Linked DNA regions of Homo sapiens: region 1 is linked to region 2. Evidence: chromatin loops called from intact Hi-C (ENCODE). Cell type or tissue: heart left ventricle. All regions are shown on one strand. Each heading gives the region's core, and the rest is flanking DNA. Links, peaks and the distances in the headings are about the cores only.

Region 1 (8,382 bases), core at 3,576-6,075, 110 kb before region 2:
AATATCCTTTATAATAAACCAGTAAATGTTAAGTGTTTCCCTGAGTTCTGTGAGCCACTCCCGCAAATTAACTGAACCCAAAGAGGGGTCCTGGGAACCTTAACTTGAAGCCAGTTTGTCAGAAGTTCCGGAGGTGCAAACTTACCACTGGTAGGGGGAGTGGTCTTGTGGGACTGAGCCCTCAACCTGTGGGATTTGATGTTATCTCTGCATAGATAGTGCCGGAATTGAACTGGAGGACTCTCAGCTGGTGTCCACTGCTTGGTGTGTGGGAGTTTTTCCAGAAGTCGCAGAAGTCTTCTTGATGATTGTTGTGGTGGTGTGAGAGCAGACGGAAAATACGGCTTGAGGAGAGTTTTTCCGACATAGTATGAAACTGCAGCTGCACTGCACTCAGTTACTAAAAGCCAGAGTTATCAATGGAGTTTAGAAATGATGGTAGATCTGACTCCTGAGGAGCTAGTTCATTGGATATGTAAGGAAATACAAACTAAGATGAGGCATGCTAAACATACAATCCCACGGTCATTGTTATCTTTAATAGCTAAATTCAAAGTGCTGGGTTAGACCTCAGTGTTGGACCAAGTTCAGGCATAAGTTTGTCTGAGCTTTAGCCACTATCCTGAAAGGCACCCACAAAAGGAAAAATTACGCAGAACAACAGAACTACCTGTGAGTCCTCTGGTCACCCAAAAGATAGTCAACAGGGAGAGGGCACAACCCAGGAACTGCTGAAACCAGGGCATATAGTGTGAAGGAGTTCCTTCATTTTATAGATTGGTATCATCAGCTTCCTGAAGAATCTTTACTAAAATGGATTTGGGGTGGATTCTGGACCCACAGCTCAAAATGAGATAATCACAGATGGTAAAACAGGATCCAGAGACACAGGAGGTTATTCCTGAGGGAAGAGGCAACCTGGCGAACTAGAAAAAAGTTACTGTGGCTGGGCGTAGTGGCTCACGCCTGTAATCCCAGCACTTTGGGAGGCCGAGCCAGGCAGATCATGAGGTCAAGAGATCAAGACCATCCTGGCCAACATGGTGAAACCCCGTCTCTACTAAAAATACAAAAATTAGCGTGGTGACACGAGCCTGTAGTCCCAGTTAGTTGGGAGGCTGTGGCAGGAGAATCGCTTAAACCTGGGAGACAGAGGTTGCAGTGAGCCAAGATCGCACCACCACATACCAGCCTGGCAACAGAGCGAGACCCCATCTCAAAAAAAAAAAAAAAAAAAAAAGCTACTGTAAGGTTGTAAGGTCTGTCATCCCAAGAAATGAACTCTTCCTTTCCCCACATAAATGCCATGTAGAACAGCCCAGATGAAGCAGCTGTTCTGCTTAGAGTGCAGGCCACGTGGGACTGTCTTGTGATAATCAGGTTATTCACTCACTGAATATGCCTGTATTCCCAGGACATGGTAAATGCTGTGGGTAAGAAAGCACCATTTGCATGGGCACTCCATATAATCTTACCGTGGCAAAATTAAATGACAATCTGGGAAGTTTTATTGAATTTGCTATCTTGGCTTCCCCTCATGGGTTGTACATATGCTAATAAAAACGATAAGAGTAGTTAACAAGAGGATGGCAAAGGGCAGAAGGAAGAGTCAAGGAACTCTTCCCAACAAGGTAAAAATGTTCAAAAAGTTATTAAGGCATTAGGTGATTCAATGGAGCAAAATAAACAGAAAAATAAAGAGACGTAAAATGGTACTCATGCAAGCACGATAAAATTTTTAGAGGGTTATTAAGAAGTGTGATGAATAAAGCAAACATTGATGGGGTTAAAACAAGGGTCTTAATACAACACTGTCAAAGTTGGTGTGGGTCAAAGTGATCTCTGGTGATTAAAGGACCTTAACTAAGTCCTTCCATCTACCCCAGTTTGGAGAAGGTTAAAAAGCCAGAAGACTAAGATTACAAGGAGAAATATGACCTGCAATTGCTTGGAGCAAAAGTTAGACCACTCAATTGAGATAAAGATTAATAAAGGGGTCAGGGTCTCTGGGCTTGACCCCCTTGTGGGAACCCAAAGCCTTTTGCTATGAGTGGGTAAATGGTCAGAGAGTAGAGAAGAAAAGTTTCCAGAGCTCCTAGAAACAGGAGTCTCATGCACCGTGGTACCAAAACCCACTGGTAAAGTCCTCACTTAAGCTACAATGAAATTGAGAGAACAGAAAAACTTGAGATTTGATAGAATTTGAAATTTGATAGTTATGAAAATATTTGAATTTGATAGAATTATGAAAGTTGGAATGTTTAAGCAGGCTCTGTGTGAAGTGGTTATATTATGGGGATCAACATTGTCTCTGACTGGGGAGTATTTCCCCTACCTAGTATTGTAACACAGAAGACATGTAAATCTGCTCTCCAAACAATGCTAATTGAACACACTAAATTAGAACCAATAAGATTGCTCAAGCCCAAGCAATATAGAGTAGAGGCTGAATGCACATATTCTTTGTTTGAAAGCCCTATACAGAGCTTAGACTGAGGCTTATAGCAAAAGCCTGTGAGTGCCTCCCCGTGACAACTATGAGGATTTTGGACTAGAGAATTTCCATTTGAGGGTCAATTATTAGCTTGCTATTGGACATTAATTTAAACTACCTTTATAACTGAAGGACATAAAATAATCTTGAAACCTGAAATACCCATGGTGTCTTGGTGATATCAGAGAAACACTCTAATGGGGATGGCAGTGCCTGGAAAAGTTCCATAGTAAAATGAACAGGATCTTACACAAGATCATACTACCTGGAGAATGCAAGGAGAAGATACCAGCAGGGAGCCCCTTTTCCCTTAGGACTGACTATGGAACTGCGTGAGGAGCTGCCAAACTCTATCATCATTTAGACAATACCCTATAAACAGTGCTCGACTGACTAACAGTTACTTGGTTTGTGGACAGTAGTTCCACGGTGTATGGACAGCATCCTGTTGGAAGGCTGTCACTCCTATCAAAGAAGATAAAAACAGGTGAGCCCAGTGGGCTGAATTGCATGTTGTTTTCCTAGCAATGACGGAAGAATTTAACAATGATGAAAGCCCCTGTGTTTCAGTTTTTACTGACTCATGGGCAGTGGCCAATTGCCTGGCTATATGGTCAGTGGAAGCCTAGCCCATTAAAGGGATACCCACATGGGGCACAGCTTTATGGAAATGACTATGGGAATTCAAGGGGTTCATTAAAGTAGGACATGCTGATGACCATCAGAAGTCCCTTTCAGGTTTGAAAGGTGATTGGATCAATACATATATATATATATCCCTGTGTGCTCTCCTGTGACGGCCACCTGGGTCCATGAAATGAGTGGACATGGGAGTACTACAGCAAGGCAGAGATGGACTAAATCTGGACATACTCTTCTTGCACACTCTGAAAAACAAAATGCCAGTAAGAACTGTCCTGTTTGTCAGCAAAAGAGACAGAGACTGCCGATGGCTATGTGGCAGATTCTTGGGTGGGAAGGGCAGGAACATAGCTGGCAAGTGAGACTGACGCCAGTAGCCTTGGAGGGCTACAAATGGGTCTTGACAGGAATAGCCACTGACCCTAGAGTGCGTTTTGCTTATGAAGTGTCAGATGCAAATGCTCAAAATGCTATAAAAAAAAAAAGATAGTGCAGCAATTTGGGTAGCCAGCCATCATTTATTCAGACCAAGGAACACACAGTATAGCCTGTAATGTCCAACAATGAGCAGATAGATATCCTCTTCAGAGTAACAGTTTAATGGAGAAGTGAAACAAGTAACTGAAACATTGGTTGTCTAAAATGGGAGCAGTGAAGGTGTGAAGGGCTGGCTTACTGCCTTCATGAGTGCGTTTCTTATTATGCCATAGTCTAACCCATGGTCTCTGGCCATAAACTCTTGGCACAAAGTTGCTAAAACTCTTCTAATTTCCTGAGTGATAATGGTGCTAGGAGCACCTTTTATTCTAATACTTGGTTTCTGACCCTGGTTCTTTACACAGAGCTCCTAAATCCCTTGGAAATTCCTGGGTAAGAGGACCACGTTTTGCTCTAATGAGGCAACTCTTGGTGGCCTCCTGGATAAGGGTTGGTCACTAGAAAAACCAAACTATGATGAGAAGCTTGGAGCTTTCAACAAAGCTTCCTCTGGGGAGAGAAGAGGGGCTGAAGCTTGAGTTAATAATCAAATATACTAAGTAATGAAGCCCCCATAAAAATCTCTAAAATGCAGGGTTCAGAGAGCTTCTGGGTTGGTGAACAAAAATGCATCAAGGGGCTAGGAGGGTGGTGTGCCTGAAGAAGTCACAGAGGCTCTGTGCCCCTTCCCATATACCTTGCTCTATGTACTTCCTCATTTGGTTGTTCAACTGTATCCTTTGCAACTGTATCTTTTGCAATAGCCTTTACGATAAATCAGTAAAAGTAAAAATGTTTTCCCGTGTCTTATGAGACATTATATAAATTATTGAAGCTAAAGAAGGGATTACAGGAAACCCCAATTTATAGCTGAACTTACAACTGGCATCTGAAGTGGGGGGCAGTCTTGTGGGGCTGAGCCCTTAACCTATGGGATATGACGTTAACTCCAAGTAGATAGTGTCAGAGTTGAATTGAATTGTAGAACACACCCTTGGTGCCTACAAAATGTTGGAGAATTTCTTGGTGGGGAAATCCCACACATTGGGTGTCAGAAGTGAAGTGTTGTGTGAGGAGAGAGAAAAAGTTTGTTTTTCCCACTTAGTATAAAATCCAAACTATGGAGATAGAAAAGACCTATTCGCCTTAAAGTGGAAAAAATTCCCATCAATCTACGTTCATCTTTGTGAAAGAAAAATGTTTCTTCCTACCAGGCCCAGGTACACTTTCAGTTTGTGTGCACAAATCTCTGATTTCAACAAACAATCCATCTTTTATCCAAGTCATAAACAATATTGAGGGTATATGTGTGTAAGTGTGTATGCCTGCACATGCATGTGTGTGTTCAAATGACATCTTGTTTTGCACTTCGGTGATTCAGAAGCAAGATTTAAGACTCTGAAAGTCTGTCATCCAGCAAGCATCAGACCACCAGATCCTCTGGGAAAGTCTTCAGTGTGACCTGCACTGTTGACCTTGTCCCAAGTACACAGGTTATGTGGTCTCACACTCCCATTCACTGGATATCTCTCATAAACTATCACTTAAAATAACTTGCCAAAATACAGGAAGCTATTTTTTAATGGAACATCTTGATTCTTTCTAAACTTCCTGAATCCCATAGACAAGTGCCTCATCAAGAAACAGATGTTCGGCACAAGAAAATATCAAAAAGTGGAAGCTTGACCAAAACAGCTCCACATACTTCGCTAATAATAACAAACACTTGCAAAGGAGAGCACTTCACATTTTTACAAGTACTTTATTTCGTGTTGCTTTTCTTCTTCTGACTCTAATATGATAGTTCCAATGTCTTTCTAGAATGTAGAGTTTTAAGTCTCTAAATGATCTGTCCAGATGGGCTAGGTGCTGTTTTGAGCAGCGCCTGGGGAAACAGTTAGGAAGGAAAACATGGAGAATATAGAATAAAGGTCTTAGCCTCATTTACTATTCATGAAACCAACATGGTCATCAAGTATCTACTGTCCAAAGTATTCAAAAGCTGCTTGGCCAATTCCTTTAAACACTGAAATATTTTCTTTTTGAAGGAGAACAAAAATTCAGGTTAAGTTATTCTACCTAGGCATGGCAACTGAATGGAATGCCTTGCAAATAAATACTCTGTTTGGACTTTTCAGGAGCTCTATGGTCAGGGTAAATAAGCCTAAAAACGCACATGGATTAGCTGTGTTGATAATGCATGCATCCTATAATTAGGTTGATCACACCTACAGATTTTCCAGGAAAGACCCAATTTCTAATGCCTAGTCTGGAGGCAAACTATATGTTCCTAATCTGGTTGGAATTTGCAGTTGCTGAGCATATACACGCCTGACATGGATTTATGCAGTCAGCAGTCTTCATAGCACTTCCAAGAATTGTCAGTACTCCATGATCTACCCAGATGGCAGATGAAAATTGGTTAATTATGTAAAGACCTGGAAACCCTGACATACCCTTCTCATCCCATCCTCAAGGATGAAAACTTTTCCACTGTTAAGGCAAATGACAAGTTTACCTCTAAGCAACATTCAGAAGGGCAGGAGTGGGCCACCCTTTCCCACTGGAGAAAATGTAGTGTAGTATAAATGTAGTCAGTGGTGCCACACCCCCAAAGTCACATGCGTCTGTGTTTACTTTTTTATCTTGCCCTCAGTGACATTATACACTTGAAGAGGAAAAAATGAAGTTAACTGTAAATAAAGTGCAAGCATCATACACTGTTAGATTCAGATTCTAATTCATCCTCAAATTGTACAAGAAACCGAGACCACCCTTTTTCTTCATAGAATTCACCAAAATAAAACAGAATCACTTTCCACTGCATATTAATATATACTTTTCACAAACTGGGAGTATATTCTGAACTTATCACAAGTCTTTTAAAGAAATATGGGGTTCTTAATTGAGTCCACTGAGATTTTTAAACATTATGGGAAGAAAATTGCACATATGTAATTGATTGCATCTTTTAAGCTACATTCAGGAGTTTGTTTCCCAGGCCTTCCTATATGACTTAGATGAGATAAGAAATTATAATAAAAATGGAATATTTTCTCAAAATACATGGTGTCCCAATTCAGAATAAGAAAGTGTTGGAGCTGGAAGGAGTATAACAGACCATATAATTGATCACGTCCTATTACAAATGTAATAGTGATACTTGGAGAGGGGAACTGGCACATGACTTATCCTCCACTAGGTAGTAGAAGCCAGTGTTACAGCTCAGGTGCCTGTATTCCCTATCTAGTACCTTTCCCACATGTTATATAGCCTCTTATACTTGTGTCTAAAAAGACTGTGTTTTTCAAATAAATTGCAAAGAAAGAATAAACAGGAAGCCTATTGACTGAGAGAGATATAAGATTAAGAAATCTCAATGTGTGAACATTTTTGGATCCTAATACAAACAATCCAATTGAGAAAAGAGCATTGAAAATATTTCGATTCTTACCGGATATTCAATGAATTATAGAATTATTGTTAACTTTTAAGTATGATCATGGTTTTTAATGAGCTTTATCATTTTGTAAAGACTTGATATGTTTTGTAAGAAGAAATATACGTTGATAATTAAAAAGTCAAAAAACAATAGATGTTGGCATGGATGTGGTAAAAAGGGAACACTTTTATACTGCTGGTGGGAATATAAATTAGTACAACCTCTATGGAAAACAGTATAGGGATTCCTTAAAGAACTAAAAGTAGAACTACCATTTGATCCAGCAATCCCAATCCAGTGTCTGCCCAAAGGAAAAGAAGTCATTATATGAAGACATATGCACACTTATGTTTATAGCAGCACCATTTGCAGTTGCAAAGATATAGAACTAACCTACGTGCCCATCGACCAGTGAGTGAGTGGATAAAGACAATGTGGTATACATATACCATGTTGTATATAAGAATGGAATAATGTCGTTTGCAGCAACTTGGATGGAGCTGGAGGCTATCATTCTAAGTGAAGTAACTCAGGAATGGAAAACCACATATTGCATGTTCTCACTTATAAGTGGGAGCTAAGCTATGAGGATGCAAAGGAATAAGAGTGATATAATGGACTGTGGGGAATCAGGGGGCAAGGGTGAAAGGGGGATGAGGGATAAAAGACTGCCTATAGGCTACAGGGTGCAGTGCTTGGGTGAAGGGTGCCCTGAAATTTCAGAAATCACCACTAAAGAACTTATTCATGTAACCAAACATCAACTGTACCCCAAAAACTACTGAAACAAAAGTAACAATAATAATTTAAAATATATATATATTGAAAAAATTATGGATAAAGTATTTTTTAAATACTGTACCATTTTTAAAATTTATCTTTATTTTTTTTTAAAAGATGAGGTTATGATGAGGAAGGATAAAAAGGAGTAAGTTTTATCAAAGGCCTTAGCACATAATTGACTGACTTAAATTATGTTTCCTTCACTGCCTACAAAGGGGAAAAGAGAGATAAAAGGAAAATAATTGTTTAATAGGGGTCCTTCTACTAAAAACTAGTCACCTTAAATATAATATTTCATTTATTTCTTTTAGCACTTCTGAGAAAATGAAGTTCAGAGAGGTTTGGTGACTTCCCAAAGTTCACACAGTAAGGAAGAAATAGAGGAAGTTATGAGCACTGTTCTTTCTACCCCGCCACACTGCAATTCAAGCGCTGGTCTTGAGGCAGGGGAGAGACTGTGAGCTCACATCCTTCCTTACTGTGAACATTTTCTTTCCTATTCCTGAATCCTGTAATCTTAAGAGTAACTTCCTCGATCGTTAGA
Region 2 (8,382 bases), core at 3,889-6,388:
TAACTTGCATTTTTTGATCAGTAAAGAGTCCAGTGATAGCTGGACACACGAAGATTGTGAGTTATTTGTGTAGGAGAGCTATGTTTTCTGGACCATGAAGAAAGGTAGACTTATACCTTATCTGCTTTTTATTTTTGCTTTCTCTTGGTCCCACCAGCCTGACTCCCTTTCCCTAATTAGGATTCCCCATTACCTTTGTTTAAGATACTTTTCCTAGCCATCTCCTCTTAGCTGGGTCTTTCCCTACATCCTTCTTTCTTGTTTCAAAAAACAATGGCATTTATCCTAAAGTTTAAACTTTCTTTGAGATTTGCTCCACAGTTGTACTCATTTCTCTGTATCTTCTCCCATGTAACATGTAACATGAAGTATACATTTTAATAAACTTCTGCTTGTTAACCTGTCTTTTGTTACAAGGAATTTCAGTTAAGAACTACAGAGTAGAGAGAAAATTAGTTTTTCTTCTCTACAAGAACAAGAAACAAAATGAAATATATTCCCAATAGTTTCACAAAACAATTAAATCATAACTAAATTTATAATAAACAAATTATTTTTGAAGACATTCGTAACAATAAAGGTAATGTATTGTTTTATCTTTTTAAATTTTTTGAGCTGGGAATTGTTGACTGCCAAGTCATTAGGGAATATCTCCAAGACTGCTTTTGTTTGAAAACTGTTGACTTGTTTCTCTGAAAGAAAAGTACAGCCACTATTGTTTACTATTGATAGGTTTGTAGGACTTTTCATTCTTTAATTTCCTTGTTTGATATAACAAATATTTATTTGAACACTAACAATACACAAGGCAAAATGCAAGGGATGGAGGGAAAACAGGACATATAAATATGAAATATGTATTTTATATATATATGTGCATATCACTTCATTTGGAGTGATAGAGAAGACATATGCATGTATACAAATAAAGATAACTAATCATATAAAACAACAAGTAAAATTCCAAATTACTCTTGTAATTGTTTAGGGGAGAGAAAATCTTCTATCCTCTGAAGGTTCAATAATTGAATCTATGAAATAAACTGACAGTAGACAGTTTAGTAGGAGAAAAGCTATTTTAATTACACACAGGAGTCCCACAAAGTAGAGGACTTGAAGAGGGGCCAGATGATAGAAGTTTTTATAGCATCCTGAGCTAAAGAAAGGAGTAGGGGTTGGTGGTTTATCGGGGGTGGTGTCTATACAAGTTGCAGGGGAGTAAGAGGAGGGAATGCATGGAGAACAAAGGTTGTCTTGTTATACAGATAACATCTCTCAGGTAATAAAAGTTGTCTCCAAGGATCTCATCAGAAGAAGAGGTAATGGATAGTTTGTGACAAAGTCTTTCTGGAGTGTGGTGTCTCCTGTGAGTTAATCTTCCTTCACTGATGAGATTCCCAGGGAGGATACCTATGACAATTGTGTTTCTTTTTGGAGGCTCTATCTTCAGCCACTTAAGGGAGTTCAGAGAGAGCCCTTTCTTGTATTTGCTGTTTCCCAAGTGCCCTCAGTTTGAAATAATTAGCATACCAAAATGCTACATTTTGAGGTTTACTGAGTCTCAACAACTGCTACTATGCAGGTTAAGTAGATAATTACCTTGAAGATGCTGGAAATAAAATAAAATCCATGCTTGCCTTTAGAGAACAATCAAATTTCTGTGATAGAAGCACATACATGAGAGGATGGCCATTTGTGTTTCTCACAGCCCTGCCTCTTAAATTCAAACACTGTTTCATGGGAATTGTTAAGCCAGTAGTATGTTGGGGGTAGGCACTGCAGAGATGAGAAAAGGAGCTGAATAGTATAGACATGTGAAACATGCAATTTAAGTATGCAGTGCAGTTTTACAACCTTATAAGAACAAATTATACTATTATACAGGAGGAGTAAATTTGAGCAACAGTTCAGTGTTTAAAATGTTAGTCTTCTGTTCTTTATTGCTGTATTTTATATATTGGGAGGAAAAGGCTGTAGAGAAGCCAGTTGAGGAATGACAATCTAAGTGCCTATCTTGTACTTGCTTGTCTTTTCCAAATTTTGAGGGCTTCAGCCATACCACAAAAGAGCAACAATGAAAAACTCAGGGAGTCCATTGAAGACAAATGGAGGTAGTCTTTGGCAAGGACTTTTGGTTTTGCCTTCGTTCTGCCACCGTAAGCTAAATATATTGTGAAGGTCCCTTAATGTCTGAATCTGAGCTGCCTCATTTGTGAAATGAAGATAATAATGTCAACACAGGGTTATTATTGTAATAAACAATTGAGAAACAAGTGAAAATGCTTTGAAAAGCTGGAAACACATTATATGTGAACGTGCTGCTGCTTTGTGTTGATGACAACTCGAAAACAAACACTGGGATATTTTCTCATGGAGGGAAACCATCTTTGGGTCATGGAGATAAAACATTCTGAGAAATAATAGTTTAAATTCTCTGTTTTCTAGTAGCCAGTACCACAGTTTCTGAGGAAAAAAATCATTTCGATCAAGTAGATATTATTCTTTCCTGACTGAAAGACAAGAATATACAGTTTTCTTTCACCAATGGTGCCCCCAGTGTTTTGTCACAATTTTTCTCTCCAATTATTCTGAGAATATTTTGGAAAGGTAGCAGAAATTAACCTTTCTTAAATGACTTGTGTGTTTTCTTTTAAAAAGGAGTACACATTACTACAGGGTATTAGGTCCTACTTTCAACTTTATAGCTTTCAATGCTTGCCTCATCTATCATTTACATTTATCATTAACTTTCATGTTTCCCGAGGTAAACAGTGAAATTATCTCTTTTCTAGAGAGGCAGAAAGATGAGCAGAAAAGAGGGGCTCACTCTGATATATCACTCCTGAAGTGTGAATGATGTTAGTGAATCCCATGATGGTCTAAGGCTTGGAGAAAAGATGAGATAGAGGGCAGTGGTCTTGTGATTCTCACCTCAGTCTCACTGGGACGGAAGAGTGTCCTCTTGCAGGTGGAGGTTACCAAAACAAATGAGAGCTAAGTTCTAAAGCAGCCTAATCTTCTCATTGTTCCCAGACATTGAGCCCAAGATGTTTCTGTTCTGAATACGATTGATCGTATTTCTATCCTCTGTGATTTAGCTTCCATCACTTTCTCCATCTTACTTTAAATTCAAAATATCTTTCAGTGCTCAAGTACTAACCAGGTTATCAAGTCCTAAACCAAATCATTTGATAAAAACGTGTGATATGCCTGACCATTTTGTTCTTCTTTCATGTTGCAGCCTTAATTTTCTAGCAGCTCTTTTAAGACTGAAAGTACTCCAACAGTTAACAAGTGATAGCTGTAATTGGCCTCAAGAGGATTCATGAGTCTCATGGGAGATTCTGCTTGGCGAAGGGGAAGGTCACCTTCATCTAATCTGAAATAAATTTGAGAGTCTCACAAACATGAATCCAGAACATTAATAAAAACAAAGAAAGAAGCACTGCCAAAAATGTTACCCAAGCAAATCTCTCAAGGGCTAGTCTTCTGGGACTGATAAAATCACGTACATTTGCGTAAAGCCTGTAGGAATCCTAGTGTGTCACAGCTGTGCACTTACCAAGTGTATTGACTCTGAATACAAAGTGAGAATAAATCTAAGATACAGCTCACGTTGTGTTGTGCATAGGAATAAGTTTGAAAGCAGGCTACAGGCCTGGTATGGGAAGACAAGGGAATGAGTAGTTCTTCAGCTGCAAATCTATTTTAGATACTCAGCAATGAGGTTGAGGAGAAAATATATGAATAAAGGCGGGTACTGGTGATAATTCATTTTTGAAAGAAAAATGCCAAAATAGGGAGGCATTATCTATAAACACATAATTTCAGCAATGGTGGTTATTTCAGCCTTTGACAGGGCACAGGACACTTTGGATAACTGTTCCTCTAGGTGCTATCTCAGAGAACAAATTTATCATCAATCATTGTGGCCTATTTTAATGGACAAAGACACAAACTGAGATAGAGGAAAAAATCAGAATTCTAGAGGAAAAAAATCAGAAACGGGCAATTATCCAGAATGAGTCTTTTTTTTTTGAGACAGGGTCTCACTCAGTCACTGAGGCTGGAGTGCAGTGGCACCATCTTAGCTCACTGCAGCCCAGGCCTCTTGGGTTCAAGTGGTCATCCCACTTCAGCTTCCTGAGTATCTGGAACTACGGGTGTGTGCCACCACACCCAGTTAAGTTTTGTATTTTTTGCAGTGATAGGGTTTTACCATGTTGTCCAGGCTGGTCTCAAATTCCTGAGCTCAACCGATCCTCCCGCCTTGGCCTCCAAAAGTGCTGGTATTAAAGGCGTGAGACACCACGCCAGGCCCAGAATGAGTCTTTATAAAGAAAAAAAATGAGCCTATTACTGCTCAATTCTCCCCTTCACTCTGGCTTTCACAGGCCATAAGCCCCCGTGCTTTGTTATTCCTTTAAGTACACAGGATCCGTGAGACTCCCTGGTTCACCTGCTGAGCTAAATTCTATACTATTTGGTCAGGGTGTAAATAATTAAATAGAAATTCTTGCTTTCACTTCATAATTATCAAAAGATACCCCAGCTTTTCCCAGGGTTCCTGGTTTAACCATGTGATATTTCAATTAGGAAGAAAATCTAACTTTCTCTAGTATTGAAGAAATCAATTTAAAGTGAGTATTTGGACCAAATTTTCCAAATATTGGCTTCTTAATTTTTCCTGTTTTTTTTTTTTTAGTTCAGATAGATATGCTGTTTTTTATTTTAAGAAAAAGTTTTTTTCATATAAAGAAAAATATTTTGAAAAACATTTTTTTAAATCTCTTGGGAGCATCTTCACCTGCTACAATAAAATAAGATACTCTGAAGACTAGAGAAGAATAAGTAGTAAGTAAACAATAACTCATGTGGCAATTAGTCTTTAGTGAGCTCCCAAAATGTGCCAGGTATACAGTGGTACTTATAACTTCCAAGCATAATGAGAGCATTTGTAGTCTTTTGTATATGCAAGGAAACTGAGTTTCAGATAGGAAATAACTTAAGATCATACAGAAGGAGAATGTGGATTTGAACCCAGAATCTTTTCATACCTAAGCTTGTGATTTTCCCACTTACCTATATTTCCTTTTCACCTAATATGTTTCTTAAGCTATGTGTTAAAAACAACACTAATAGCCCAAGTTTTTCTTGGAAGTGATTTGTTTGGGATGATTCTTTACACTCTCCCTTGTCGCTACTGGTATGCATTGTCACCCTGGATCAGAAACCTTCAAGCATCAAATCAAATTCTTTTGCTTATTCAGATTTCTAGCCTTCTTCCCTCCTACCTCTGGCTCCCTTGGTATGGTCCTGCCTTCCCTTTCTAATATTTTCTGCTTTAATTTCCCTTTACCCAATCAAACCACAGTCAAACCAAATGACTAGCTGTCCTCTCTTCCTCTGTGCTTTCCCATCTCCATGCTTTTACTCAAGCCATTCACTCTACCGGAAATGACCTTACCCCTTCCTCACACCAAATTCAGAAGCCTTGATCCTGCCATCTTTCTCAGGCCAGCTCAAGTTCTTCTCTTGCTTTTGTGGCTGGAAGTAATTTCTCCCTCCTGCAAACCTTTATAGCACTCTCTTAGTATATTTCTCATGAACTCATCACTTTTTACTTTGTAATATCATTATTAATATTTGACTCTCATTTGCTCCTCTAGACTGAGTGAAGGATCTATGACTGATTCACCATTTTGTCTTCCACAGAGCCTAGCTTCTAACTGAAGCTAACATAGATGTAAGAATGCTAGATTTTGAAAGAACACATAGTTAAATTTTAATTTCAAATGGAGAAAAAATAATTTTTAAGTATATTTGGATACTTTTACATATTCAAATATTATATGAAACATACTTACATTAAAAAATCTTCATTCTTTATGTAAAATTCAAATTTAACTAAGTGTCCCATATTTTATCTAGCAATCCTCCCAACAAACTCTTATCAAGTAGTTTTTAAATAAGTGAATTGCATCTCAGTGGTTCAAATCTGCAACTACGGTATCATTAGCACTGGCTGAAGTAACTTCAAATAGTAGTAAATTAAGATAGCTTTGAAAAGAATCATAGTGGTAATTTAGTCCAATCTTCTAGCTTGTGGATTATTTTTTTAAAAAGAGATCTCTCAGAGACTTGCTCCAAATCACACAACTAACACTCAATTACACACCTCTTTAAAATTGGAACTTAAAAATACAAAGTAGAATCATCAAAACGTCAGAGAGCTATAAGGATGAAGAGAGCTTCTGTATACTTAAACTGTACTTCTGTATTTGCTCATTCACTCATTTGAGACTGGCATTAGCAGCTCTATCAGTCCTTGTTTTTCTGGTATACAATCAGGGGTTCCCAAACCCCCAGCTGCAGACAGGTACCGGTCTGTGGCCTGTTAGGAACCAGGCCACACAGCACGAAGTGAGTGGCGGTGAGTGAGCATTACCACCTGCCTGAGCTCCATCTCCCATGAGATCAGCTGCACATTTGATTCTCAAAGGAGTGTGAACCCTATTGCAAACTGCTCATGCGAGGGATCTAGGTTGCACACTACTTATGAGAATCTAATTAATGCCTGATGATCTGAGGTGGAACAGTTTCATCCCAAAACCAATCCCCCCACATATCCAACGCCCTTGACATCCAACTCCTGCTCCCCCAACCCATCCCATGGAAAAACTGTCTTCCAAAAATGAGTCCCTGGTGCCAGAAAGGTTGGAAACCCGCTGGTCTACATGTCTCTCTATACATTTGTACACACTGTTTCAAATTGTAAAGTCTTAAGAGTCAGTGACTGTCCTATCTGGTCACTGATTAATCTTGCCTGGTTAATGAAATGTGATTATAAAAGGACCCCCAAGATATATTCATAGAACCAGGGAAGACATAAGTAAAATGATCTAGGTCAGAATTTTTATTTCCTGCACTTCTGGCAGCAATTTTCTTCCCTAAATCGCTGGTACTTCTCCTTAGGATACTCAGGGGCTCCTGCCTGTCAGGCTTCTTTGCTTGCAAGGCCTTCTCTCTCTGGCACTTCTTCCTTTCATCAGAACTTTCCTGTCCTGCTCTTATCTGCTCACCAGGTGGGAAAACAGCTCGAGAAACTAATCTGAGCAAAGGTGTTAAAGGCTGACATGGATTTAATAGGTTTAATATGCATCTTCTCCAAGAAGCAGGTCAAATGTCATACTTTCTGTGAAGATTACTCATTTCCAAGGAGGCTAACTGCTTCCTCCTGCAAGCTACCACCACACTTCTATCAACCTTCTAGTAAAGTACTTCTCTGGCTGAAGTTTAATTTGCTGTATATTAATATGCACACACAATGTCTCTTTTCATGTTTATACTGCCAGCACCTACTATAGCATCTACTTCATAATAGGCAATCAATATATATTTGTTAAGTAAGTGTTTTGTTAACTTGATTTAAACAGGTGATCCCTAGATGTTTAATAGTCAATACAATGATTCTTCAATGATTACCAGGGCCACACATTGGGAATAATCAGTAAAGAAGTTTTTAAGGTCTTGGTCTAACAAGTAGTCTTCAATTGTGTGTAGCATTTCAGTAATAGCATTATTATTGGTTCAAGAGTGTTTATAAGATAGAGCGTTATAAAACTTGAACTACTTGGTTTCTTCTACTTATTGTCTCCAACCATGCTATCTTAAACTTTTCTCTCTCATTTTCTTTAATGCCATCCTGGCCAGACCATATAACTTTCTGGTTACTTATAATAATTAAAATATAGATTTGTCTAGTTTAAAACAGAAGGGGAGAAGATAAAGTATGGCACGCTTTTTCACTCCTTCCTTCCCTCTTTCTAGGTCTGTTTCTCTGAAGTTAGGGGCAGGAAGGAGGAACAGAAAAATCATAGGTCATCTTACAAAACCATCCATATACTGGACTGAGATGTAAGGCTTTTCTGGAATGATCCTGGTCTGGAATTTTGGAATGGCTGTGTGCTGTCCTGGTGGCTTCTGTTGGTTTGGTGGTCTCTGTAAGGACAGAGTGCTCACTTTCAGAAGTGTCTAGTCATCCTAAAGCTACTAGCTCTCCATCCCTGCTGCAATCTTTTTTTCCGTGTGGGGGTTCCCTCTCTTTGCCCTGTGGCTGTATGAGCTGCTCTAGAGATTCCGCACCCCACCCCAACCACTGTATCTTTTCACACAGAGCTTCAGAAACTATTGGTCCTCTTTCAAGTAGTCATTACTTTGGTGGCTTGCAGCCCTACACACTACACTAGTAAGCTTTCTGCCTGCAGAACATCTAAATGATTAATAAGTACTTTCCCCCATGTTTGCAAACACACTCCTCCCCCAAATTCCTTGACAAGCTCTCCTAAGGATTCTCTCTTCATGCTCCACTGTACTCCAATG

What was found. Peaks named below come from ENCODE experiments on the same cell type or tissue, not always from the same donor. Only the 100,000 strongest peaks of a DNase experiment are listed, where the experiment ranks them.
Region 1: a loop joins it to region 2, with 2.4 times the contacts of the local background. A loop is called at or near these places in 21 of 110 quality-filtered maps.

Annotation. Positions count from the first base shown.
Region 1 is chr1:163,187,734-163,196,115 of GRCh38, forward strand. The region is part of intron 1 of RGS5 (regulator of G protein signaling 5); the gene reads right to left. All of the region lies in intron 2 of RGS5-AS1 (RGS5 antisense RNA 1), which reads left to right. Among named protein-coding and RNA genes, the nearest start is that of RGS5, 11 kb to the right of the region's middle. In heart left ventricle, for the core only: no CTCF peak of the experiment used is centred there; no DNase peak of the experiment used is centred there; H3K27ac peaks cover 527 bases.
Region 2 is chr1:163,297,313-163,305,694 of GRCh38, forward strand. The region is part of intron 3 of LOC127814295 (a long non-coding RNA gene); the gene reads right to left. It also overlaps a transcript of RGS5 not described here. Among named protein-coding and RNA genes, the nearest start is that of NUF2, 20 kb to the right of the region's middle. In heart left ventricle, for the core only: no CTCF peak of the experiment used is centred there; no DNase peak of the experiment used is centred there.